2 separate regions of the Mus musculus genome follow, and region 2 is linked to region 1. A link is a loop called in an ENCODE intact Hi-C map of the cell type or tissue named here. Cell type or tissue: left cerebral cortex. All regions are shown on one strand. Each heading gives the region's core, and the rest is flanking DNA. Links, peaks and the distances in the headings are about the cores only.

What was found. Hi-C counts contacts between places; a loop is a spot of excess contacts. Peaks named below come from ENCODE experiments on the same cell type or tissue, not always from the same donor. Only the 100,000 strongest peaks of a DNase experiment are listed, where the experiment ranks them.
Region 2: it touches region 1 in a loop (2.1-fold over the local background); 1 of 42 quality-filtered maps calls a loop at or near these places.

The regions. Positions count from the first base shown.
Region 1 is chr4:133,296,212-133,299,110 of GRCm38, forward strand. Wdtc1 (WD and tetratricopeptide repeats 1) reads right to left here. Exons shown (of 16, transcript NM_199306.4): 13 at 1,209-1,444; 14 at 205-382. Among named protein-coding and RNA genes, the nearest start is that of Tmem222, 20 kb to the left of the region's middle. In left cerebral cortex, for the core only: a CTCF peak has its summit at 1,705 (motif pointing left); DNase peaks (open chromatin) are centred at 1,686 and 2,567; H3K27ac peaks cover 1,880 bases.
Region 2 is chr4:133,067,718-133,070,616 of GRCm38, forward strand. All of the region lies in intron 6 of Ahdc1 (AT hook, DNA binding motif, containing 1), which reads left to right. Among named protein-coding and RNA genes, the nearest start is that of Gm26615, 14 kb to the right of the region's middle. In left cerebral cortex, for the core only: no CTCF peak of the experiment used is centred there; DNase peaks (open chromatin) are centred at 904, 1,331 and 1,581; H3K27ac peaks cover 2,247 bases.

The DNA of each region.
Region 1 (2,899 bases), core at 164-2,663:
TCAGCCCGGTCTGTTATGATTCCACGAGTGGTGTGGCTGCTTTCACTGTACAGACAAACAAACAGAGGCTACTGGAGGAACCTAAGGGTATAGAGGCAGTGCCAGACCACGAGTACCCTCAAATTATGTCTCCCACGTGGCGCAACCCCTCAAACCCTGCTGTCAACTGGGATGTGTGCCCTCCTCCTGCTCAGGGCCTCAGACCTGCCAAAGAAATTGGCCTCCTTGATATCCGTGGTGGTGTTGCAGTGCCCACAGTAGCGGAACTGATAGTCGTAGCTCCGTTCCCGTAGCACCATTTCGTCTTCTGAGATGGAGTCCTTGCGACTTGTGCTTCGAAGGCGAACTGGACCACCACCACCACCAGCTGCCTTCTTCTCCTCTGGGGCCGAAAGCAAGGAGAGATGAGAAAGAGGTGAGGAAGGAGAGATGTGAGGGAGGTGGGAGGCTTCCCTTCCCTCCCCCCCCCTCAGTGTCTCCTCTACCCCTGTGCTACAGTTTCCAACCCAGACCAGGCAATGCCAGGCCATCTGCCCCCAGGTTTACTCCCAAGAACTAAGAGAAGTCCGTAGGAATTTGCATCGCTGGCGTCAGCCTGAACACTACTCATGGAATGAGCGAATCCCGTGGCTAGTTATCTGCCTCCAGTGAGATCTATCCCACATAGTTCTCATAGTTGGAGACTCTCATAGTTGGTCACCATGACCCAGCTCGTCCTACAAATCTACAGAGGCACTGGGAAGGCTTGGTGTGCCCTTTGCAGACAAGACCGGTTTGGAGGCTGTGCTGGATCCATGGCCACACAGTTCGACCTGGTAGAGCTAAGCTGAGAACTAAGGCACTGTCCTAGACACCATGCCTGCTGCCCATGGCCAGACTGAGACAAAGACAACAAACAGCACTTGCCTCTGCCCAGTGTGCTCTGCCAAGGCCCGTCTGGGGACAGGTGGGAAGGCCCAGCTAGAGCTCACACAGCCTGACTGGGCTCTACCTGGTGCCTTGAATGCTAACATTAACTTTCAACAGAGTTTCACTGGGAGATGCTGACCGTCTCCTTCTTCAGCCATGAAAAGTGAGTTTCAGGGGTCAGACTGTCTTAAGTCCATGGAGTTTCATAATCAGCATCTGAAACCAGGGCTTCTAGATCAAAGCGCCAGGGCCTTTCTGGGTAGGGAACGGACAGCTGCGTCTCCTGGGCACACACTCACCACCATCACTTTTGGAGAAAAGGGCAGCTGTGATGTCCCGGCCTAATGCGTCACATGCACTGCTGTGGGCCTGCTCTGGGAACTTCCCTTTGAAGTCATCCAGGCACTCCAGAGCCTCGGCCACATACTTCAGTTCAAAGAGGCACCGGGCCAGACGGAAGTGTGCCTTCAGGTGGCAAGGGTTTAGGGAGATGGCCTTGAGGCAGTCCCGGAGGGCATCATAGTGGTCCCCGTCCCTGAGAAGGTACAGGAACATAGCTTAGAGGTGAGAGAGGCCCTGTGGCAGATACAAGGTTCCCACCATCTTCTGTGGCTACTTCTAGGCCATCTCTGACAACCCTCAGGGTGAGGAGATAAGGAGATGAAGCCTTGGCGAAGCCCACTGCTCCCTCCCTGGGAGCAGGAGTAAGCTGAGGCTCAAGCCAGGAGCCTGAGGCTTGGCGAGTAAAGAGCAGTGTCGGGCTGCCCTCTGCTGGGCGTAGGCTGCAACTGTGCACTGTTCACCTCAGGCACCCGCAGCTCTGCAGCAGAAGGCCTGGCATCCTGCCCACCGCAGACTCCCCAAGCCCTCCTTCTCTTTTCCTTCATCCACCTCCTCAAATCCCCCTGCTGGTCTTCAAAGCTATGTCCAAGGCAGGGGGCCCTCAAGGACAGTTCTGTGGCCTGGAGAAGCCAGAAGTGTTAGGCCAGGGACTCAGGGTCTGACCAGCATGCCCTCAGCCAGACCCCCCTCTGTCCTGGCTGACTGATCTGCAGCAGCTGTGGCCTCCACCTCCTGGGGCTGGAGGATGGGGCCTGACTGTCTGGCAAAGTCAGCTCTCTGGAAGCTGATGGTGAGGGGGCTGTGCACACCAGGAGCTCCAAATCCTCTCTACTCTTTTCTCCAATGGACAAGTATGGATAAAGGGGAGTGTAGGCTTTCTGTTGGAGGGGTAGAGGGAGACGCCCTCTTTTCCAGGCCCACCTCCCTGTTGCCAGAAACCCAATTTGGTTTCTCATCTGTACAGCCAAGCAGCAATGAGAGTCACTTTCCCCTTTAGAAACCTGTAAATGTTTGTATTTTCAATGCTGGGGATTGAACCTCCCCGCTTCCTACTGGGCTGGGGTGGGTCTACTATGCTTACAGCAAGCAGCACTCACTAATGCCAAGGGTCCCTTCACCAAGGGCACAGGTCACAGGTGTCTCCTGACCTCTCTCGCCATACAGTCAGGAGGAGCACCCAGCCCTTGGAGTAGCCACTTAAGACTCTAACCGACAGCTAAGCAATGTGGGGCAGGCAGGAAGCAGAGCTGCTTTGATGGTGTGCTCTGCGTCAGAACGAGTGCCTATGACGAAGGAGCAGGCGCTGTTTGGAAACCCAGTTACTGCCTGCAAGGTGCCCCTTTCTGAGCTCCTAGCAAGAGCCAGACCAGAGACCAGCCAGGAACCAGAGGGTGGTCTGTTTCCAGGAGCAGATGGTAGCCCTGGGGAGGCTGGCCTGGGACAGAACGTGACATTCTAGGGGTCACTGGCAGGCATGTGGGGATGGGGAAAAAAAAAGAGCAGGCTGGCCCCAGGGCTCACCCATCCTAGATGTACTGCCAGATCAATCTCCCTGAAAAGACAGCCCTCTGCACGTCCTCGCTCAAAGCTCTCCAGTAGCTGCCCATCACACACTGAATCAAGGCCAAATGCCACCCTCTGCATTCCA
Region 2 (2,899 bases), core at 1-2,500, 230 kb before region 1:
CAAAAAACAAAAAGAACTGTCTTCTTGAAGAACAGTCTGTTTTTAATACAGCCACAGCTAGACCCATTTTGGGGCGAGAGACCTCTCTCAGAATGGGCCCCATGTGACCATTGGCAGTGAAGTCACTTAGAGCTTGACTAAAACCCTCACTCTTTACTCTTGCTGCCCCAAAGCCTCCTGGGTATTTTTGCCTCCTGATGGGCCAACTTGTCCTTCCTGCTCTGGAGAGGCCACTTGAGGTCGGGGTGATTCAGGGTCCTGAAGCAAAGTCAGTGGAAACTTACGACCCCCGCTTTGTCAGAGCCCAGATGCCCTGGTGCCTCAGGGTGGCAAGGAGCCATTCATGAGAGCCAAAAGGCTCTGGGGAATACCAGGTCCCTGTGTGGCTTCTAGCTTGCTACATGTCTTTAAGCTTTGTCCTTCCCTGGCCTCTGTTTCCCCATCTGTTTGAGAAAAATTGACTTTAATAATATCTGAGTCTCTCAAAGGTCTGCATGGCAGAAACAATGGCTCAAGCTTTTTTCTTTTTCTTTTTTTTTTTTTTTTTTTTTTTGGCAGTGTTTTTTCCTTCCTAATGAAGCCAAGCCAAGATTAAAATGGCCTTGCATTCCCCATGCATCTCCCTGCAAGCAGCAGGGCTGCAGATCTGAAGCAGGCAAAGGGAGAAGCTGCTTAGGGTTTAAAATGTCAAACCCTTGATCCTTCTCACCGGAGGGGAGATGTCTCATGGATAATCCAGAAATGAAATAATCCCAAAACCGTTCCTCCCAGACTCTGGGATGGAAAATGAATGGGCGTGGGGGCTGGGTGTTTGGGCAGGTCACAGCTCAGCGCAGTGCATAATGGAACCACCCAGCTAGGCCTGAATGCAGGAGGAGTTGGGATGCCATCCAGCCCCACATTCTAGCCTGTTCCCCACCCAGCAATGGGAGGTAGCAGCGCTGTCCTCACAGGAATGTCTATGCAGCCCTCCCTGTGCATGCATCAGGCATTGGAAGCACCAGAAAAGAGGCGCTTGATTCTCAGAGGACCTTGGGTTCAGAGAGAAAGACAGGAAACACAGAAGGGCGCAGAACACTTGTTGGGTAGAGGTGTGGAGAAGAATGGGGCAAGGCCAGCAAGGAGGTTGTGAGAGATTGCATCAGGGAACCCAGACCTTCCAGCTACCAATAGGACGCAGGAGCTACATGGTAGGCGGGGAGGACCTACTGGGCAGGGGGACCAGCAGGCGGTGTGTACGGTCTTGAGGCAGGGAGGGGTTGGGCTTTGAAGAGCTGAGGGATGAAGAGGCAGGAAAGCTAAGCAAGGGCCAGATTGGCAGAGGCAGGGCCTGTCAGACACTGCAAGGAATTTGAATCATTCCAAGATGTACAGGGAGCCATTGTAGAAAGGAGACCAGACAAGCCAGCCGTGATGGTGGCTTGGACTAAAGTGATCTGCGGTAATGCTTTAGTTAGGATAACAGACAAGTGCCTCATGTAGAGCAACCACCCTCTGGTGCCAAGGACTAGTTAAAATCCTGTGAGAGAGAAAGGTTGGAGGATGCAGAGAGTAGAGTGGCAGGGAGGGAGAATTGGTAGAGGGAGCCACGCTGTCAGCAGCAGGCTTAAGCAGAGAAGACAGTGACAACGCTCACTCACCGACAGGGCAGCGAGCAGCTTTAATAGGCACTGGGTAGCGGCGCTCCGGCTCATCTACTCATCCTCTGCTCCTTGGAGCCCATTCTGTGGCAGGATCTGGGGAGACAGAGTAGACAGGGCTCCTGTCAGCAGTTCAGCACCGGCCCAGGAAGTTAAAACAGGCACACGGGAACCTGGAGACACCTGGTAGGGGATGGCATGTCCCCAAAGGTGGGAAGGAGCAAGGATTGCACCCCAGGCACTAGGTGTTGGGCTGAGAAATCCTTCTGTACACATGTGTGTTGTCCTCGTATGTAACACTGCCCCAGGACTCCTCACACCATCCTGGGCAGAGAGGATGTTCTAGGCTTTCATTGGAGAGTTAAGGATACAGGGACACCTGAACTCTGCCCAGGGATCCATAGTTTGTAAAACATGGAGCCATCTCTGCCCTTCAGAGCTGCCACAGGCCTGTTCTTCACCCACATCCCCAGCTCCCTGTGTGCAAGCAAAATGGAGGCTCCCATAAGGCGAACCCCATGGTTCTTTGGGATCAGAAGTTGTTTTGTATCTTAGCCCTGGCTGACCTGGAACTTGCTTCCTCCTGCCTCAGCCTACTGAGCGCTGGTGTTCCAGGCACTGACCACTGGGTCCAGAAGGTCTAATGTTTTAAATGAATTTTGTGGGTTTGTGGTAAGAAGCTGAGCTTGAAGAAAAGGCGAGATTATGGAGCCAGGGGAGGGCACCGCAGGCAGTGGGAACTGAGGTCAAGAGCAAGCTCCGTCCCAGGGAGAGCTGGGAATGTGTGTCCTGCCTCTGCTGAGTACTGTAGCTGACAGGACAGTTGGAAATAGGTGAAAAGGGGTGAAAAGGAGTGGAGGGGACCTTCAGCTCATACAGGCATATTCTTAGGTCCCCTAAATGAAAAGCAGACCCAGACAGACTAGCTCCATACTGGGGCCCTTAAACCAAATACCAACTGCAGCAGACCCCAGGAGTAGAGATGAGATGGTGGAAAGGGACCAGATACATTCAGGAATCTCTAATCCTTCTCTCCTCCCTATTAGCTCTTGGCTGTAGAAGGGAGGCCAAGAGAAATGTCACAGGTCCTCCCAGGTTACACCAGCTGGGGCTGGACCGGAACAGGAGGCAGTTTCCAAGACCACCAGCCAGCCAGGGTCAGCAGGCATGCCCAGGCCTGGCTGTTCTGGGCTTTGTCTCTCTGAGTTTTGAATCCTTAAGAGGTCACTTGATCTTGCCTCTGGCTCTGAGCAAGAGGC